2 separate regions of the Homo sapiens genome follow, and region 1 is linked to region 2. The links are chromatin loops, found by intact Hi-C in ENCODE. Cell type or tissue: CD4-positive, alpha-beta T cell. All regions are shown on one strand. Links, peaks and the distances in the headings refer to the core of each region. The heading gives the core; the rest is flanking DNA.

Evidence for each region. A loop is a pair of places that touch in the nucleus more often than their neighbours do. Peaks named below come from ENCODE experiments on the same cell type or tissue, not always from the same donor. Only the 100,000 strongest peaks of a DNase experiment are listed, where the experiment ranks them.
Region 1: a loop joins it to region 2, with 4 times the contacts of the local background. A loop is called at or near these places in 7 of 110 quality-filtered maps.

What each region holds. Positions count from the first base shown.
Region 1 is chr17:59,517,074-59,527,055 of GRCh38, forward strand. It overlaps LINC01476 (long intergenic non-protein coding RNA 1476), which reads right to left and starts at 9,784. Exons shown (of 3, transcript NR_110813.1): 1 at 9,407-9,784. In CD4-positive, alpha-beta T cell, for the core only: CTCF peaks have their summits at 4,593 (motif pointing right) and 4,805; DNase peaks (open chromatin) are centred at 3,088 and 4,588.
Region 2 is chr17:60,031,996-60,041,977 of GRCh38, forward strand. It overlaps HEATR6 (HEAT repeat containing 6), which reads right to left. Exons shown (of 20, transcript NM_022070.5): 20 at 9,013-9,982. Among named protein-coding and RNA genes, the nearest start is that of MIR4737, 6.1 kb to the right of the region's middle. RefSeq lists enhancers at 5,026-5,155, 7,873-8,167. In CD4-positive, alpha-beta T cell, for the core only: CTCF peaks have their summits at 5,286 (motif pointing left) and 5,488; a DNase peak (open chromatin) is centred at 5,266.

The sequences.
Region 1 (9,982 bases), core at 578-8,577, 520 kb before region 2:
TCCCACCTCAGCCTCCTGAGTAGCTAGGACCACAGGTGTGCACCACCATGCCTGGCTAATTTTTGTATTTTTTGTAGAGACAGGATTTCACCATGTTGCCCAGGCTGGTCTTGTACTCCTGGGCTCAAGCGATCTGCCCTCCTCAGTGTTCCAAAGTGCTGGGATTACAGGCATGAGCCACTGTGCTTGGCCTATTTACTGAAATTAATTCCTTTTAAATTTTCCTTAGACAAGACTCAGTGGAGTATCATGGAGGAATGAGAGGCTTGTTTCTCTGGTTCTCAGCAAAAGGGCATTGGCCACACTGCTGGGAACAGAGGTGGTAATTTTAGTGAAGGGAATCAAAATGAGAGAGCCCAGATAGAGAGGTGGGCCTCACAGCGAATGGCTGAGAAAGACTGGAGCAGCTGTCATTGCCTTCTTGAGACCTTTTCTGATCAAACCAAAGAGGACATTCTACTTTGTTTTTGTAAGACTAAATGCTTTCTATACAAAACCAGAGCTTAATGTTTAGATGTAAAATAGTGAAACCCCAAAATACATTAAAAGTATGTTGGCTGGGCAAGGTGGCTCAGGCCTGTAATCCCAGCACTTTGGGAGGCCGAGGCAGGCGGATCACAAGGTCAGGAGGTTGAGACCAGCCTGACCAACATGGTGAAACCCCGTCTCTACTAAAAATACAAAAATTAGCCGAGCAGGGTGGCGCATACCTGTAATCCCAGCTACTCAGGAGGCTGAGGCAGGAGAATTGCTTGAAACTAGGAGGCAGAAGTTGCAGTGAACTGAGATCGCACCACTGCACTCCAGCCTGGGCGACAGAGCAAGACTCCATCTCCAAAAAAAAAAAAAAAAAGTATATTTTGATGCTTTTTAATCACAAATTATAAGAAACTCTCTATATTCATTCAAAGAAATAGTACATGCTCAGATGCGCCCTGCTCCAGGGAAGCCTTCTCTGCCTCCTTCTCTTTCTCTCTTCCCAGTATAGGTACCTCTCTTCTGTGCTTCTGAAATACCGTGAGCATCTAAACATATTGCATACGCGTATTATGTATTTATTTGTTTATGCTCATCGTTGCATATTATATGTTTATTTGTCTACTTCCTCCATTTCATTGTGAGCTCTTTGAAGGCAAAGAATGTGATATATTCTTTTTGTACACGTAGGAGTGAGCAAAGGCACATAAATGTCCAATAAATTTTTTTTGGAAGAGAGATTGAGAGAGAGAATACTATGTTTATTCTTTGAAACCATACTTTTTTTTTCTTCTAGGACAGGAAGCAGCTAAATCATACATTTCATTATCAGGACTTTTGACTGCTCTGAACTGATTTCAAGAAAAATGCCTTGTTTGAATCCAGTAGCTGATGTGGTTGAAAAGCACAAAAATATGCTCCTTTGTTAGTGCAAATTGATTCAATAATTCCATAGCTATCATCGGGATAAAGCACATTTAAGCCACATCGTTCACTGAGAACTTATGTGTTTTAAAGTGAAATTTTCAAGTCAGAATTTTAACAGAGAAAGGCAAAAATTTTTAAATATTGACTTCTAGAAGCTTGAATTCAATTAAGCTTGTTTTGCTAAGAATAATTTTTACTCAAAACTCATTAGTAAATGAAAAGAAACTCATTAGAAGATGTATATGTTGGCCGGGCGCGGTGGCTAATGCCTGTAATCCCAGCACTTTGGGAGGCCGAGGTGGGTGGATCACGAGGTCAGGAGTTCAAGACCAGCCTGGCCAAGATGGTGAAACCCTGCCTCTACTAAAAATACAAAAAATTAGCCGGGCGTGGTGGCGGGCACCTGTAATCCCAGCTACTCGGGAGGCTGAGGCAGGGAATTGCTTGAACCCGGGAGGTGCAGGTTGCAGTGAGCCAAGATCGCGTCACTGCACTCCAGCCTTGGCGACAGACCGAGACTCCGTCTCAAAAAAAAAAAAAAAAGATGCATATGTTATGTACATTTAAAAAATCTCCTAGAATGGAAAGCTATTACTTTTTATTTCACATGCATCATTTCTCTCATTTTAGTATGAAACATTTAAAAATATTTTCCATTTCATCTTTAATTTGACTTAGCCCTGATTTTGTAGACTTTCTCAACATTCTGTGATTATTGCATCAGGACGATGAAATATTTCAAAACAACTATTTTATAAAACAATTAAACTTCTGGAAAAATAACCCATGTTTTTCTTCCGTTATGTCACTTCAAATGTTCATTATTGAAAACTTTCTCAGTACTTTTAATGCTTACTAATCAATTATTTTACAATAATTTATTGAGAAAAAATTATTCTAAAGTATTACTCTAAAGCCTTGGGTAAAAAACATATTTGGATATTTGTGACAAGTAAAACAGAAATGCCAGGCTTCAAAACAGATTAGCTTTGGCAAAGAAACATCTTGCTGAATGTAGACATACAGTATCCTCTCTCTATAAGAACAACTTATGTTAGAATCTGTTGTTGCATATAAAAGTCTTATTTGAGTGGAAACTTGTACATCTGTCAAATGAAACTTTGTGGAAAAGATCAATTCATTTTAGGAAAATAAGTAAAATTAATATGCAGAAAAAATAGCTTTAAAAAAGCAGTGTACGTTCATTAGCAATTTGGATTCAGACAATTTGTCAAAGGAAGCTGCTACTTGTATTTATGAAACTGGGGCAAAATGTTGGCAGTCTTGTCGGGTCATTTTACTTGGAATCATGGACGGCTGAAGCAAAACAGGATCTTAGACATCATCTGGGTCAGGGGTACTCTACTTTCGTTACGCATGGGAGGATTACCTGAGAAGCTTTTTTTTTTTTTTTTTTTTTTTTTTTTTGAGACAGAGTCTTGCTCTTGTTGCCCAGGCTGGAGTGCAATGGCATAGTCTCAGCTCACTGCAAACTCCACCTCCGAGATTCAAGCAATTCTCCTGCCTCAGCCTCCTGAGTAGCTGGGATTACAGGCATGTGCCACCACGCCTGGCTAATTTTGTATTTTTAGTAGAGATGGGGTTTCTCCATGTTAGTCAGGCTGGTCTTGAACTCCTAACCTCAGGTGATTCACCCACTTCTGCCTCCCAAAATTCGGGGATTACAGGCGTGAGCCACCGTGCCTGGCTGAGAAGTTTTTTAAAAAGCCTGCACTCAGACCCTGACCCCTTGTTCCCCCTTTGTTCTCCCCAACTCAATTGGTTTGGCTTAGGGCTCAGAATCAGGGTTTTTTTGTTTTTGTTTTTTTAATTGTGGCAAAATATACAAAACATACAATTTACTATATTAATCATTTGTAAGTATACACTTCAGCGTTATTAAGTGCACTTACATTGTTGTGCAACCGTCACCACCACCCATCTCCAGAACTTCCTTCATTTTCCCAAATAGAAACTCCATACCCATTAATCAGTAACTCCCTATTCTCCCCTCCCCATCCCTTGACAGCCACCATTCTACTTCCTGTCTCTATGAATTCGACCGTGCTAGGTAGCGCATATAAATGGAATCATACACTATTTGTCCTTTTGCTTATGCTTATTTCACTTAGCATAATGTCTTCAAGACTCATCCATGTTGTAGTAAGTACCAGAATTTTCTTCCTCTGAAAAGGCAGAATAATATTCCATTGAATAGATAGATATACCACATTTTATTTATCCATTCATCTGTCGATGGACATTTTGATTATTTCCACTTTTTGGCTACAGTGAATAATGCCTCCATGAACATAGATGTCGGTTTGAATCCCTGCTCCCAATTTTTTTGGCCATATACCTAGAAGTGAAATTGCTGGATCATATGATAATCCTGTGTTTAATTTTTTGAGGAACTGACATAGTTTTCCACAGCAGCTTCACATTTTTACATTCCCATCAGCAATGCACAATGATTCCAATTTCTCAGCATCCTCTCCAACTTAAGTGAAATTTTAATCTTTATTTATGTAACCCTTGATAGTAAAAACTTTTCTAACCCTCTTATCTTTAATTATGCTGTATTTCTAAGTTGCATGGTCCTTTTATAGAGAGACAAGGTCTTGCTCGGTCATCCAGGCTGAAGTCCCGTGGTATGATCATAGCTCACTACAGCCTTGAACTCCTGGGTTTAAGAGATCCTTCTGCCTCAGCCTACCAAGTAGCTAGGACTACAGATATGCACCACCATGTCCATCTAATTTTTAAAAAAGAATTTCCTTAGAGGTGGGGTTTTGCTTTGTTGCCCAGGCTGGTCTGAAACTCCCAGCCTCAAGCGATCCTCCCACCTTGGACTCCAGAAGTGCTGGGATTACAGGCATGGGCCTCCGTGCCTGGCCACAAATATTTAAGTTCTTATTCTTCTATCTTCAACAGATACCTTCTTTGATTATAAAAGCAACACAATATATAATTATCAAAAACCTACAAGTCACATAATCTCCATTTTTCCAGGCTTCACCAAGTTGAGAGTACTCATGGGGCCATATTAACAGTAATACCCAAAAGTTGCTGGCTTTTACTCCCAGGCGAATCTTCTTTCCTTCTGCTCTGCCTTGCCACGTTCGGGGAAGTTCCCAGAAAATCTAAGCATGATTTGGGGGAAGAGTCACTGATGTAATTTCCTAGACAGCCACTGGAGGGCAGCAGCTCCCTCTCACCCCCGACCCCAGCCCTGAAGAGGATGCTGCCATCAGGCCCAGAGCATTCCTGAAGCAGCAAACTCTCAGTCATTGCATGGAAACTCTACAGAAACAGGGGGACTATCCCTCTTCCCAACTCTTGGTCACACGTTGTGACCTGGGTTTCGTAAAGTCCTATGTGGAAACAAGCACATGTCAGAGTCCAAGCTTAATAGCGGGTTGAGAATGTGATACACAACAGGATGACCCTGACAGCCTGCAGCTGGCGGCTATCTAGCGTTCCCTCACGCAAGATAAGCAGTTTTCACAGAATAACAACAATAATCAGACAAGGTCCCTCCGTAACCATGGTGGAACAAGACAATAACAAGATTGCAACTTACTCAATCTGAACATGAACACAGACAAAGACATTAAACAATCACGAAAATAACCAAATAGCCACCCTGATGTAGTCACACGAGTGACTCTAGCCTCCCAGGTAAAAATTAAGACACCCAATCATCAGGCCGGGTGCATTGGCTCATGCCTGTAATCCCAGCACTTTGGGAGGCTGAGGCAGGTGGATCACGAGGTCAAGAGATCGAGACCATCCTGGCCAACATGGTGAAACCCTTTCTCTACTAAAAATACAAACTAGCCGGGCGTGGTGGTGTGCACCTGTAGTCCCAGCTACTTGGGAGGTTGAGGCAGGAGAATCACTTGAACCTGGGAGGCAGAGGTTGCAGTGAGCCGAGATCACGCCACTTCACTCCAGCCTGGGCAACAGAGGAAGACTCCATCTCAAAAAAAAAAAAATTGCACTTTGGGGTTTGCAGCAACCTCTTGTTAGTATTTATCCTATCTAGTGGAGAATTTCTCTTTATTTTAACTACTGCCTGAAAGACACTGCTGTGATACATTAATTTTTAATGTAAGTAGGTGCATAGCTATAATGAAAACATCATAATAAATCTTCATACGTGCTGAGAAGATAATCTTGAAATCTATATTATATAAATATCGTCACTTCAATTTATTGTGTACAATTAATGAAGTTTAAAAATATAAGTTCTGAATAAAATTTACAGTATTCTGCTTTTCCTTTAAGAAGAAGGCTGAATTTATCGTGGACTTTTTTGGTATAGCTATTGTAGATAGGAGTTATTGTCAACTTTATGAGTCAGCTAAGTGAGAAACATATTAAATTATTTTTTTATTGACCTGAATTATCTTAATTGGCTCCATCAAACTCACCAAATATTCAACCCTCAAATTGGCTTTCCTATTCAGAAGATGAAAGCAAACACTGAGAGTAGTTTCTGTTAAAAATGCAATTCCATTTAAAATAAAAGCAGCTGTCTGTTAACTACCATGCCATCAAAATTAGGCTATCACTGCATGTAATTACTTTTAAAATGAAAATTAAAGTTTCAATTATTTTCTTTTATTCAGTGAGGTTAAAAGACATTTTCCCTCTCCAATTTTTAATGTATATTATTTAATAACGATAAATAGAAATGCCAAAATTTTTAAAGGATAAAATGAAGAATATTAAGCATCGTTTATTGTTGCCTAATATTAATAAACCTACTGAGCTTAAAATGTATTTGAGTTATTTCAAATGGAATCATTTTTCCTAGACTGTGTGCTCTCTGAGGGTAGGATAGTGTTTTGTTTCTCCACGGTTTCAAGTTTTATCCAGAAAAACAGGGTTGTCGAATATTCTGTATGAATTGTTTTTCGAACTTCAAGAAACTTCTTGTATGGCCACAAAAGTAATATCATCTATACACTTATAAGAAAATATTAATATATTTTAGTGAATTGAGTTGCATGTGTGGAGACAGATACAAACACACAATATTTTAGAAATAAACAAATCCGGCCAGGTGCGGTGGCTCATGCCTGTAATCCCAGTACTTTGGGAGGTTGAGGCAGACTGATCACCTGAGGTCAGGAGTTTGAGACGAGCAAGGCCAACATGGCAAAACCCTGTCTCTACTAAAAATACAAAAATTAGCCAAGCGTGGTGGCACATGCCTGTAATCCCAGCTACTTGGGAGGCTGAGGCAGGAGAATCACTTGAACCCAGGAGATGGAGGTTGCAGTGAGCCAAGATTGTGCCACTACACTCCAGCCTGGGTGACAGAGCGAGACTCTGTCTCAAAAACAAAAAACAAAAAACAAAAATCCGATGGAGCAGGGCTTCCCAGCCTTTCTCATGTCATGAGAAGAATATATATATATGAATGATAGTAGTTGAACAGCACATTGGGGTAAATTGACAAGACTGCTCTCAGCAGAAGGCAATAACCCAGGGCAGGCACTGCGCACCTGAGACATCCACCAGAACTCCCAAGAGTTTAAAGTGTTCAGAAATGTGCTCGAGCCAGCTCCTACCAGATCCCAAGAGCCAAATGTGTATATATCTTCCCCAATTTGCACTTAATGACAGCTTGCTGGTAGTCTGAAATTGTCCATGGTAGGAGTACTTACACCACGGAAATAAAACAATTATCGAATACAAGCTGGGCCCAACGGCTCACGTCTATAATCCCAGCGCTTTGGGAGGCTGAGGCAGGAGGATCACTTGAGCCCAGGAGTTTGAGGCCAGCCTGGGCAACATAGTAAGACTCTATCTCTAAAAAGTAAGATGAAATTAACAAATGCTACAAATCAAGCCTTTTTTTCCTGGAGAGCTGGTTGTTACACATGTACTTTCACCTTATTGACCCGAGGGAAGGGGTCCATACCTCAGGACATTTATAACTCGCTTGTGGCATACCTGTTGGGCAGCTCTGCAATAAAGTCTTGTTTTTTGTTTTGTTTTGTGGTTTTTTTTTACTCTCCAAATATAAGCGGTTTTTGTTTTTTGTTTGTTTGTTTTTTCAAGACAGAGTCTTGCTCTGTTGCCCAGGCTGGAGTGCACTGGTACTATCTCAGCTCATTGCAACCTCCGCCTCCTGGGTTCCAGCAATTCTCCTGCCTCAGCCTTCCAAGTAGCTGGGATTACAGGCGTGCACCACCATGCCTGGCTAATTTTTGTATTTTTAGTAGAGATGGGGTTTTGCCATGTTGACCAGGCTGGTCTCAAACTCCTGACTTCAAGTGATCCAACCACCTCAGCCACCCAAAGTGCCAAGATTACAGGTGTGAGCCACCGTGCCCGGCCCAAATATAAGTTGTTTTATACAAATCGTACCAGGCAGCTGCTCTGTAATTTGATTTTATTATGTAGAATAAAAATTTAAAGTCTGGGTGCAGTGGCTCACGTCTGCAGTCCCAGCACTTTGGGAGGCCAAGGTGGGCAGATCACCTGAGGTCAGGAGTTCAAGTCCAGCCTGGCCAACATGGCAAAACTCCGTCTCTGCTAAAAATACAAAAATAATTAGCCAGGCATGGTGGTGGGTGCCTGTAATCCCAGCTGTTTGGGAGGCTGAGGCAAGGGAATTGCTTGAATCCAGGAGGCAGAGGTTGCAGTGAGCCAAGATTGCGCCACTGCCCTCCAGCCTGGATGACAGATACTCAGTCTCAAAAAACAAACAAACAAAAATTTAAAACATTCTATGTCAAGCTTGAGTAAAATAAATTTTAGAGTAAATCCACCTTGAGGCTAGAACATCATGTGTAAACACTAGCAACTAACTATAGATAAGACAATATGGAGGGAGGAAAACCTCAGTGAAATTTAAGTTTCGCCCAATCACCTTACAAATGAAGCTCAATTCACAAGTCCCATAGTCTCAGACAGAGCTGTCAGTACATTCTTAGTTCTGTAGCCCCCTACATACAAGTGAGAAAGAAAGTTTTTATCATTAAAAAACAGAGACCAAAACAAATAAACAGGACAACAAAATGTAGAGGTATTGAGATAATGCAAGAAGTAAAATAAATAAATAATAAAACTGTTAAAGACGTCTTCAGAGAGATAAGAGAAGATACGCACTTATGAAATAATACAGAGCCCTTGGAAATTGAACATATAGCAGGAGCAAAAACTTTAATAAAGGAATTGGAAGATGAAATTGAAGACTCTTTTAGAAAGAAGAAAAAAAAGACAAGAAAGTGGAAATTGAAGAGAAAAAAAATAAGGAACCTATTGGATCACTGCAGAATGTCCAATACCTGCCTATAATGTGAAATCCTGCATGGCAAGGATTTTGTATGTTTGATCATTGCGTAGAATAGAACCAGACACACAGTAGGCCATCAATAAATAGTTCTGCAAGAAATCAATTTTCAGAGTGTAAGGATCCACTCAGAACAAGAATGGGGAAAGACTCATGCCAACACACACGATTGTGAAACTTCAGAACATCAGAGACAAAGGGATCTTCAAAGCCTCTGGAGAGGAGAAAAAACACATACTCAAGGATCAAGAGTCAGATTGGCTTTGAACTTTAGAATAGCAAAGTTGGAAACATTATATTCCAGTAAGGAGTCATCCTGCACTTTTTATACATTCTTTCAAATGTCCAGTGATACAGAGAAACCTTTTTCATTCACCCCCAGTGACAGAGCAATCTTGAATATCTTGCAAGATTACACCTTATTTGCAAGCACATATGTGAACTAAATTCTTTCAAAATATTGTCATCAAAAATGATTAGCAAAGCAAGTTAACGTCTAAAGTTTTGTGGCTTGATATTAACTCCTTGGTGCTCAATTAAAATAAAACCCATTTATTATTCAGTCTATTTTGTGTTCCTTCATTGCATGCAATTGCAACAAGTAGACATTGGAGGCAAAAAGTAAGATTACATAACACAAAATAGATTCTCAAATGTTCCTCCAACAAAGCAGAAACGAATAATGCTTACCTCTGGTCAGTATTCATGTGGTGACCAGGGTTAGTGGTACTGCCATGAGGCTCCATGTGGCTGGATTGTTGATATTTTCTGTCAACTGTCAGTGACAGAAACTCAACTCAGTCTAGTTTTAGCTCCTGGAAATGGGAAGTCCAAGGGGTGGGTCCTGCATCAGGCATAACTGGATCTAAGAGTGCAAATCATGTCATGGGATCTCTCCTTTTACCCTTCTCTTCACTGCTCTTCTGTTTTCTCTGTGTGGCTTCATTTCCAGGCAGGCCATCCCCATGTGGAAGCAAAGATGGCCAGCAAACAGCTCAGGCTTACGTTTTCCTCATGGCTAGCAATTCAACTCTTGCTTTCCCAGCATTTGCATCCATCTTTGGAAAGAATTTAGATTATGTCACTTGCTCCCTCCTTGACCAATTGTGTGATAGGGAGAATTAGGCACTGTGATTGGGCTGCCTGGTTCATAAACTGATGAGATTTGTTTTAGGGCCAGATGGTTGGTATCTGTGGGGAGAGAAAGGATACAGAAGTTGGGAATCAAGCAGGTTCTGGATTTAAACCCATGTATCTGACAGACCC
Region 2 (9,982 bases), core at 755-8,754:
GAGGGGACAGTCCGCAAAGGCAGGGCATGCCCTGGGAAGGAGACTCCAGTTCCACACCAGGTGTCCTGCAGAACCCACCCCAGGGCACCAGGGGCTGGAGCTGGGATCCTCCTTGGATGAGCCTCCTATGGCTGCTGCAGCAAATGACCACAAACTTAGAGGCTTAGAGCAACACACTTACTATCTCACCGCTCTGCAGGTTAGAAGTCTGACAGTGGTCTCCCTGGGCTAATGTCAAGGTGTCGGCAGGGCTGCGTTTCTTCTGGAGCCTGGGGATTCCACCCATTTCCTGGCTCTTTCCAGCTTCTAGAGGCCGCCCGCCCTCCTTGGCTGGTGGCCCATTCCTCCACCTTCACAGCCGGCCTGGTTGCATCTCCCTGGCCTTCTTCCTTGGTGACATCTCACTCTTCTCTTCTCTGTCCTTTCTTCTGCTTTTAAGAACCCTGTGACCACATTGGGCCACCCAGACAGTCTAGGATAATCTCCCTAATTAGTCAGCTAATTAACAACCTTAACCCCATCTGCAGCCTCAGTTCCCCATGGCCACGTCAATAACATATTCACAGCTTCGGAGATTAGGACGTGGCCATCTCTGGGGGCCATCGTTCTGTCTACCACACCCTTTGGTGCTAATAAGATCATTTTTTCCTTTCTCCAGGCAAATAAGCTTAGAACAAAAGCTCTCCGTAACACTCTGAACCACGTGAACAAAACCCTCACTTACTACAGGATCACTCGTGATCCACAAGACCCTGCAGTGGGTGAGGGCCCTCGGCTGCCTGCTCCCTCCCCAACCCCCACCCAGAGAAACCGATGCGGGTGCAGGGTCAAGTTCAGACCTCAGACCCAAGTCTCCCACTTTGGTCCCTTTCTCCCCTCCTGAGGGACCTGGAGGACGGAGTCTGCCCCTCCTCCTTCCCGGCATAAGCATCAGGTCAGCTGCAGTGGAGAAAGTGGTCCCTTGTGCTTGGAAAGAAAAGCAAGCATTCCTCCTGGTTCTCACTCTGCCCTTCCCCTTCCCTTCCACTACCTGGTTCACGCTGAGTACTCGGGGCCTCCAGGTGGTTGCTCATGGCATCCTGGCCCTACCACCACCACAGATGTCCCTTTCGGGAGGACTTGGGGGCAGTCCAGGGCCTTGTCTCTGGGGAGGCCTGTGGGGCTGGCTCTACACTGTGACCACAACTTTGTAGATTCCCCACGATGTAGATTGGATTGTGCACATGTGCACACACACACATTTGGAGCACGTGTAAGCACACACTTAAGAGTGTATACCCATACATACGTACACATATCATGAAAAAATCTATAATGAAACATATCAAAATAACTGTGATTATCTCCATGTGGCAGGAGAATAGGTCATTTTTTCTTACATGTGTGTCTTGTTTTGTTTTTTCCAAATGTTCCACAATGGAGATTCATTACTTTTATGATATGGAAAAACAACAAATGTTATTTAGAAACCGAATCCATAATAGCTGTAATATTACAATAATTTAGTCTGGGCACAGTGCCTCACACCTGTCATCCCAGCAATTTGGGAGGCTAAAGCAGGAGGATGGCTTGAGACCAGGAGTTTGAGACAAGCCTGGGCAACATAGCGAGTCCCCCATCTCTACAAAAAAAAAAATCAGATTAAAAATTAAAATAAATAAAATAATTTAAACACTTTGATAAAAGAGAGTGAAAACAAATTTGGGGAGTAGACTACATGAAGGCTGGGAATCCACCGGGCTGAGTGGCCTTTTTCTTAACATCCCAAAATGGAACAACCAAACACGGCTTTAGAAACTCTTCCAGCACCTGCCAGCATGTGTGGCCTATACTTCTCTGGAGAGGAAACCCGCTGTCCCAGTTTGGAAAAGAATCTAGTATGAGACTGTATCTGATTTATCTGTTTATTGAGACAGGGTCTCACTCTGTCACCCACGCTCGGTGCAGTGGCATAATCTCAGCTCACTGCAGCCTTGACCTCCTGGACTCAAGCCATCCTCCCGTCTCAGCCTTCCGAGTAGCTGGGACTACAGGCATGTGCCACCATGCCCAGCTAATTTTTTAATTTTTCTTTTGTGGAGATGGGATCTTGCTATGTTGACCAGGCTGGTCTTGAACTCCTGGCTTCAAGCGATCCTCCCACCTTGGCCTCCCGAAGTGCTGGGATTACAGGTGTGAGCCACCACACCTGGCCTTGTATCAGATTCAGTACTGATTATTTTTTTTAACTATTGTTAAGTTTAGCATGTCATCATTTCAGAATACACTGCTTCTCAAAAGAATGAAGGCTACAACAGCCTGAGTCTCTGTTTTTCACGAATTCCCCAGATGATTCTGAAACACACCAGCTCGAGACCCTCCACTGTTGCATGTTTGAAAGTAGTGGTTCTCAAACTTGTCTGCAACTAGAATCACTTGTGCAGCTTTTAAAACTCTCAGTGGCAAGACCGTACTCCAGACCACAAAACTCAGGGGTGGGGTGAAGGGGGCTGTTCATCAGTAGTGTAAATGTCCCCAGGTGATTTTAATGAGCAGCCAGGTTTGAGAACCAGCGTCCTAATGGGAGCAACCTCATATCCAGGTGTTGTGCCTCCTGAGCCTGGGAAACAACTCTGGCAAAAACCTTGCGTCTGAATAACTTTGTGTTCTCTGTCTCCATCTGGTGGTCATTCCGCTACATTGCTATTATTTACCTGTGCAACTTGGGCTCTTGTACTTTTAAGAAAGTTTGCCAAAAGAATCAAAAAAACCAAAAGACTTGAAATTTCAAGAAATAGAAATGGCTACGAAATATGCCATTATAAAGAACAGAATGATCTAAGAGTTATAAATGCATTTGAATAATGCATCTCAATCTTTGGCAGTACTTGGCAAATTAAAAAGCAGTCAATAAGTGCTACTTATTCCCATTATAATTAAACATAAGTTAGACCCCATCTTTTGGGTACCAGTGATTCATTTTGAATGAATGGCTTTAATTCAACAAAAAAACATATTTAGTCTTATTATACCTGGCATACTGTTGGCAGTGGTGAACAGACACAGCCTGCATGGTGAGAAACATTGTGTGCGTGCATGTGTGTATGTGTGAGAGATCGAGAGAGAGAGAGAGAGAGTGAGAGAGAGATTATTATTTTAATAAAAAGACTGTTTGTGAGTATACCGCTCCATGAGTTTTGTAACCCCACCCCAATCAGGATTCCAAACAGTGAGAGATTATCATTTTAATAAAAAGGCTATTTGGGGGTATACTGCCCTATGAGTTTTGTTGCCCCACCCCAATCAAGGTTCCGAACAGTTTGATCACTCCCACAAATCTGCTTCATGCTCCCTGTCGTGGCATCCTTGCCTCACCCCAATCCCTGGCCACCAACCGATGTTTTTTGTCCCTGTAGCTTTGCCTTTTCCATAATGTCATGTGTTCATACAATATGTAACCTTTTGAGAGTGGCTTCTTTAACTTACCAAAACTTCCTTCCTTCTGCTTGTTTTAGGTTTATTTTGCCCTTTTTTTTCTTTAGTTTATTAAAGCTGAGGTTTAGATTGTTGACTCGAGCCTTCCTTCTTTTCTAAAATAAGCATCAAATGCTATAAATTTCCATCTGAGCTCTTCTTTAGCTGCATCTACACATTTTGATTTATTGTATTTTTGTTTTTGTTCAGTTTTAAGTATTTTCTAATATCCTCATTTCCTTTGAGACTACCTCCTTTGACCCATGGATTACTTAGAAGTATATTATTTAATTTCCAACTATTTAGAGATTTTTGTCAGTTATCGATCTCTGGTTTAATTCCATTATGCTCAGAGACCTTGCTTTGTATTATTTCTGTTCTTTTAAATTTGTTAAGGTTTGTTTTATGGGCTTGGAGTGGTGGCTCATGCCTGTAATCCCAGCACTTTTGGGAGGCCAAGGCGGATGGATCATTTAAGGTCAGGAGTTCGAGACCAGCCTGGGGAACATGGCGAAACCCCATCTCTACCAAAAATACAAAAATTACTCAGGTGTGGTGGCACAAGCGTGTGGTCCCAGCTACTCGGGAGGCTGAAGTGGGAGGATCGTTTGAGCCCGTGAAGTTGGGCTGCAGTGAGCTGAGATTGCTCTACTGTACTCCAGCCTGAGCAGCAGAGCAAGACCTTGTCTAAAAAAGAAAAAAAATTGTTGTTTTATGATCCAGAATGTGATCTATTTGTTCTAGGGATTACTGAGAAAGGCAGGTTGGGGTGTCCAACTGTAATTGCTGATTTGCCATTTCTCTTTTCAGTTCTGTCAGGTTTTGCCTCATGGATTTTGAAGCTCTGTTGTTAGGTACATAGATGCTTAGGATTGTTAATGTTTTCTTTGAAAATTGACCTTGTTATCATTATGTAATGTCCCTCTGTATCCTTGGTAAATTTCCTTGCTCTGAAGTCTGTTTTGTCTGATGGTATGTAATTACTCCAGATTTCTTTTGATTAGTATTTGTATGATATATCTTTCTTTTTTGTCCTTTCATTTTTAATCTATACTATTTACTTAAAATGAGTTTCTTAGACACATATAGTTGAGTGTTGGGTTTTTTGTTTGTTAGTTTTTTACATTCAACAATCTATCTTTTTATTAGCATATTTCAACTTTTTAAATTTAATATAATCGTTGGTATGTTTGGATTTACATTTAATATTTTATTGTGTTTTCTATTTGTTCTCTATTTTTCCCTGTGTTTTTCATTCCTGTTTTGACTTTTCCTGCCTTCCTTTGGATTATTTGAATTTTTTGGAATTCCATTTTAATTCACTGATTTTTTTAACCATATCTTTTTGTGTAAGTTGAAAATGTAGTTGCTTTAGGGATTACAAAACACCTAGGTTTTCATAGTCTATTTAGGTTATATATTTAGTGCTTCACGTGAAATGTAGAAACCAGCCTGACCAACATGGAGAAACCCGGTCGCTACTAAAAATACAAAATTAGCCGGGTGTGGTGGCACGCACCTGTAATCCCAGCTACTCGGGAGGCTGAGGTGGGAAGATTCCCTTGAGCCCAGGAGTGTCTTCAGGAAATTAAGGTTCTCTCTGTTCTCTACAGGTCAAGTAGTTATGGACGGTATCCTGAACATTCTAATTTTGTGTTATGAGAATCTGGGCCATGTTGGAATCCTGTGTTTTTGCTTTGGCAGGCAATCGTCCTGGTTAGGTTCAGTCACAAGTTCCCACCTGCCTCCTGCGGGTTGTGGTTCAATATCAATTAAGCTTCAGAGCCTTTGCCGCGCTGTTCAGATCCGCCCCGTGTGTGCGCCACCCAGTGGCGGGTACGAGACTGGACAGTGCCTTGTCCCACCGTTCAGTTCTCAAAGCCTTTGTTCAGATCCACACATGGAATGCCTGGGCATGAGCCCAGGAGTTCACATACAACTTTAGGGTATTGCCTTCTTGCGTTCCCTCCTCTCTGAAATCTCAACACTTTACAGTCTCAGGGGTCCCTCTTTCCGGTCCTCTGGCTAGAAAGTCAGGGTTTTAACTGTACTGCTCTGCCCTACAGTTTCTGTGACTGTCTGCCTCCACGGCCAAGCATGGAAGGTTGTGTAAAGAGAAAAAAGCCATGGGCATGACTCCCTTGCTGTTGGGACCATTCTTCCTCTGGCAGAGAGATGAGTTTCCTTCCCTTGAAGTTCTAGGCACCTGCCTGGCTGCCACTGCTGCAGTGAGATTGCCTAGGGGCTGGTGTGGGGAGAAAAGAGACAGCAAACACAGGATTTCCCCGCTTTTGCTGACCTATAGGGGTGCTTACCTCTCTCCTAAGGTCAGAAACAGAGGCTCAGAGCTCTTTCTATCTGCATCTGGTATGCAATTCCAGGTTTTGGTTCATCTTTGAGTCCAGGCCAGGAGACCCCAGAGGGGGAATAAAATGGCAGACTTACTGCCACTTTGGTGGTGTTTAGAGTTCTCTTTTCCTTCCCTGATCTTCCTGCTACCACCTTGTTTTCAGAGCTAGCTGCTCCATGCCTGTGGTCCAGGATTCATAGTAACATTCAGTGGGAAAGACAGGACGGAGTATGACTGGAATGAGAATGGGAGAAGAATTTTTATTTAAAAAACAAAAGCATGGATTTTTAAAGGTTGAAAAATGCACACTAATTGGGGGAGAAATTTCTCTTTCCCTCCACAGTGTGGTAGCTGTAAGCCTGATTCCTGGCTTGAATTTTTTTATTCACTTTTCCAGATGACCTTTAGAATCATTTTGTCCTTAAATTAGCCAGGTGTGGTGGCACACACCTGTAATCCCAGCTACTTGGGAGGCTGAGGCACAAGAATTGCTTGAACCCATGAGCAGAAGTTGCAGTGAGCCAAGATAATATGACTGCACTCCAGCCTGGGTGACAGAGTGAGATTCTGTCTCGAAAAAAAACATCATTTTGTCCTTTAAAAAATTCTAATTTTGATGGGAATTTTATGAAATGTATAGATTTGGAGGAAAGTAGCCTTTTAATAGATTGAGTCCTTCAGTCTAGTAATGATATATCTTCTCATTTAAAAAAATCTTCTTTTATGACCACTGGTAAAAGTTTTTATTTTTTTTCCTCAGAATCCTTGCATAAGCTTGGTTAAATTTATTCTCAGGTATTTTTATTATTAAAATTTTTATTAAAAATCAAATTGGTTATTGCTGATATATAGAAGAGCTACTGATTTGGCATGTTTACTTTGTAACCAGCTGCCTTACAGAACTTTTATTGGTTTTTTTACTTTCTGAATATTGGTTTAATTACTTTCTGAATTTTGGTTTTATTACTTTCTTGGTTTTCTGCACACAAGGATTTGTGAATCCAATCACTCAGACTGGTTTTCTGCAAATAATGATAATTTGGAACCTCTTTTTGAAAAAAAACTTTGAAAATTTTGATTTTTGGTTTATTGAATCACATTGGCCATTAAAATTTCTTGTACAGTATTAGGTAATATTGGTGATATCATTCTTGCTTGTCTTGGTTCTGAGTTTTAGGGAAGTCCCTATTAAGATAGGTATATTTCATTATGCTAATGAATTATCTTTTTGAATTCTTTTTTAAAAATAATTTTGATCAGAAAAGGATACTGCATTTCGTCACTCTTCCAGCATCCATAAAGATGACCATTTGTATTTTCTTATTTGACCCACTAATGTGATTGCATTTTATTAATAGGACTTTCCTGCATTCCTACAGCAAATCCTGGTTGGTCATGGTGGAGACTGTAAAGCAATCATTCTCAAGGAGGGGCTTTTTCACGCAGTATGCCTGGAGAGAGGCTGCACCACCACCGCGTTCCTCCCCGATGAGTCCAGTGAGCCACGGCTGCGGGCTACGGTGTTGTGGTGCTCGGGTGTGTTGGAAGGAAATGGTAATTGAATGAGTGCTCATTTTCCAAGACTTTGGCCCCACCCCTAATATAATGTCCATGTTCCTGGAGCTGAGGATGCCTTCAGCCTAGGCTTGAGGACTCAAGGTGTGTACTAGAACCAGACAGACATTCTCCAATATCCCACTCTAGGGATCTTACTCCAATGAGAAGCAGAGAAATGCTAGCCCCGGGAGAAGACCTAGGAAAAGTGTAACAAGAGGCACCATCTGTCACTGAGCCCCTCTCTCTATGCCAGGCTCCGAGCCAGGTGCTTTACATTATGGGAGCTACTCCTGAACAACTGTGTGAGATACTGGTATCCCTTTACAGATAAGTGGTCAAGTGACTGCCCAAGGGTGTAGTCATTAAGTAGAGGAGTTGCCCTTTAAAACCAGGAGTAATTCCTGAGCGTGTGCAAGCTGGAGATGTGATTCCTGAAGACTGGCTCGCAGAGATGGGTCATGAGGCAGAACCAAGACCTACTCCCCTACTTCCCTGTTCAGTTTGTGTGGCCTCTCCCACTTCTAGTCCCTTCTCTTTCCTGGGAGGGACCCATGGGGGCTAGACAGAGGGCTGTTCCTAGTAGGATAGAGAGGTCCTGCAGCAGCGCCTCTTCCTCACTGCTTATCTTTCTGATCCAGGTTCCCGAGGCATGCCAGCTAGCACCTGACCTACAAGATTCCAGCTGTTTAACTGCCATCACAAAGGCTCATGATGTGTTGACAGTATTTCTGCCTGCTGCTCTGAAAATTCAAGGAAATAAATACCTGACATTTATTGAATGCCAGAAGCTGTTCTAAGAACTTTCTATGTATTATCTATTTTAGTCATTATAATATCCTTATGAAATAGGCACTTTTATCCCCATTTTACAGATGAATAAAATAAGGCACAGAAGGGTTAAGCAACTTTCACAGGTAGAAAGCTGCACAGCCAGGATTTAAGCCCAAGCTCTTAACCACTGCACTACATCAATGCAGCAAAGGCTGAATGAACCAGAGTATTTGATTTACTTAGCTCTTATGCTGGAAAGATGGTGAGGCTTTTGCTCATGGTCTGTATTCAAGCACAAATACCAAAATCAAGGACACCTTTGCATTGGTGCTCCATAGGAGGTTTCCTTTTTTGTTGTTTAGAGAGAAGGTCTTACTCTGTTGCCCTGGCTGGAGTGCAGTGGTGCGATCACAGCTCACTGCAGCCTTGACCTCCAGAGCTCAAGCAATCCTCCACCTCAGCCTCCTGAGTAGCTGGGACTATAGGTGCGCACTTCCACACCCAGCTAATTTTTAATTTTTTTTTTTTTGTAGAGACCGTCTCCCTATATTGCCCAGGTTGGTCTAGAATTCCTAGGGCTCAAGTGATCCTCCCGCCTTGGCCTATTGGGATTACAGATATGAGCCATGGCACCCAACCTCAGAAGAGGCGCTTTTCTTGAGTTCTGGAAGGGGATAGGAATTAATGTTTTGTTTGTTTGTTTGTTTTTTACTCGTCACAGAAAAGGTTCAAAGAGTAAGATAAGCAACGTCTCATAATGCTGTAGTCTAATGGACAAGGGCCCTAGCCATCTGTGCCTGGATGACTCTTCCTCCCAATTTTTAAGTGTCAAAAGATAATTTAGAATCTGGCATTCTGCATTAGAAATCTGAACCAGTGGAGCTGTGTGCTGATTTTCATCAGCTTAAGTTGTCTTTATTGTCAGTGGCTTCCTTTCCCCACAGCAGCTTTATGGAGGCACGTGCCCAGGCATATGAGGAGCTTCTGTCCTTTAGTGTATGTACACCCACAATGCTGCAGAGAAGAGAATCAGCATACTGTTGGGACACAGCAGGTACCACTGCCTTCTGAAGTTTCTAGAGGTGCTATGCCTTCATTGTTTTCCTGCACATGAACATTAACATCCACATCAGGATCTGGAAACCTTTACAGAAGCTGAAGTTTTAAAAAGAAAATGAATGGGATTTTATTCAAGATAAGGAAAGGATAAGAGTGAATCATCAAATGAAACCATGAGGCCACTTCACAAATATTTTATCAAAAAACTCACCTGAGAAAACTCAAAGAATCACAGTAATAAGCTGTCTATGCCATATTTTTTTTTTCCTTTTTTGAAAATGCCAAGAAGCTACTACTAAGAATGTATTCAAGAGACGGAAGTTCCAAGATTCATCACAGGGTCAGGTGGGCTCAACTTAGTTTCCTGGGCCCTCTATAACACTTCATGTTCAGAATTGTCTCCAAATAAAAGCAATTTAAGGGAACATTCAATATGGGTGTCTTTGCTGTGCTTGCAGTCTTAATTCTGTGGACACTGATATTCTATCAATGGAAAATTGAGCCTTTAGTGAACTTGAATACCCTGTTCCCCAATCACTGCCCAGAGAGCAGTTTCTGAGCAGCCAACATGTCAGAGGCAGGAAAACAGCAGCTAAAAGGCAAAGGAGAAAAATGGAAGACACCTGCCTTTACACGTGTATTTTAAGCTAAATAACCATGATAAAATATCACCAACACCCATTTTTTGTAACTTCTTAATTGTCCCACATCAAAGATAAGTATGGACAACTGTAATTGGTTCTTATATATCCCTAAATTCCTAATTGAAATCAATTCCAATAAATCGTTGGT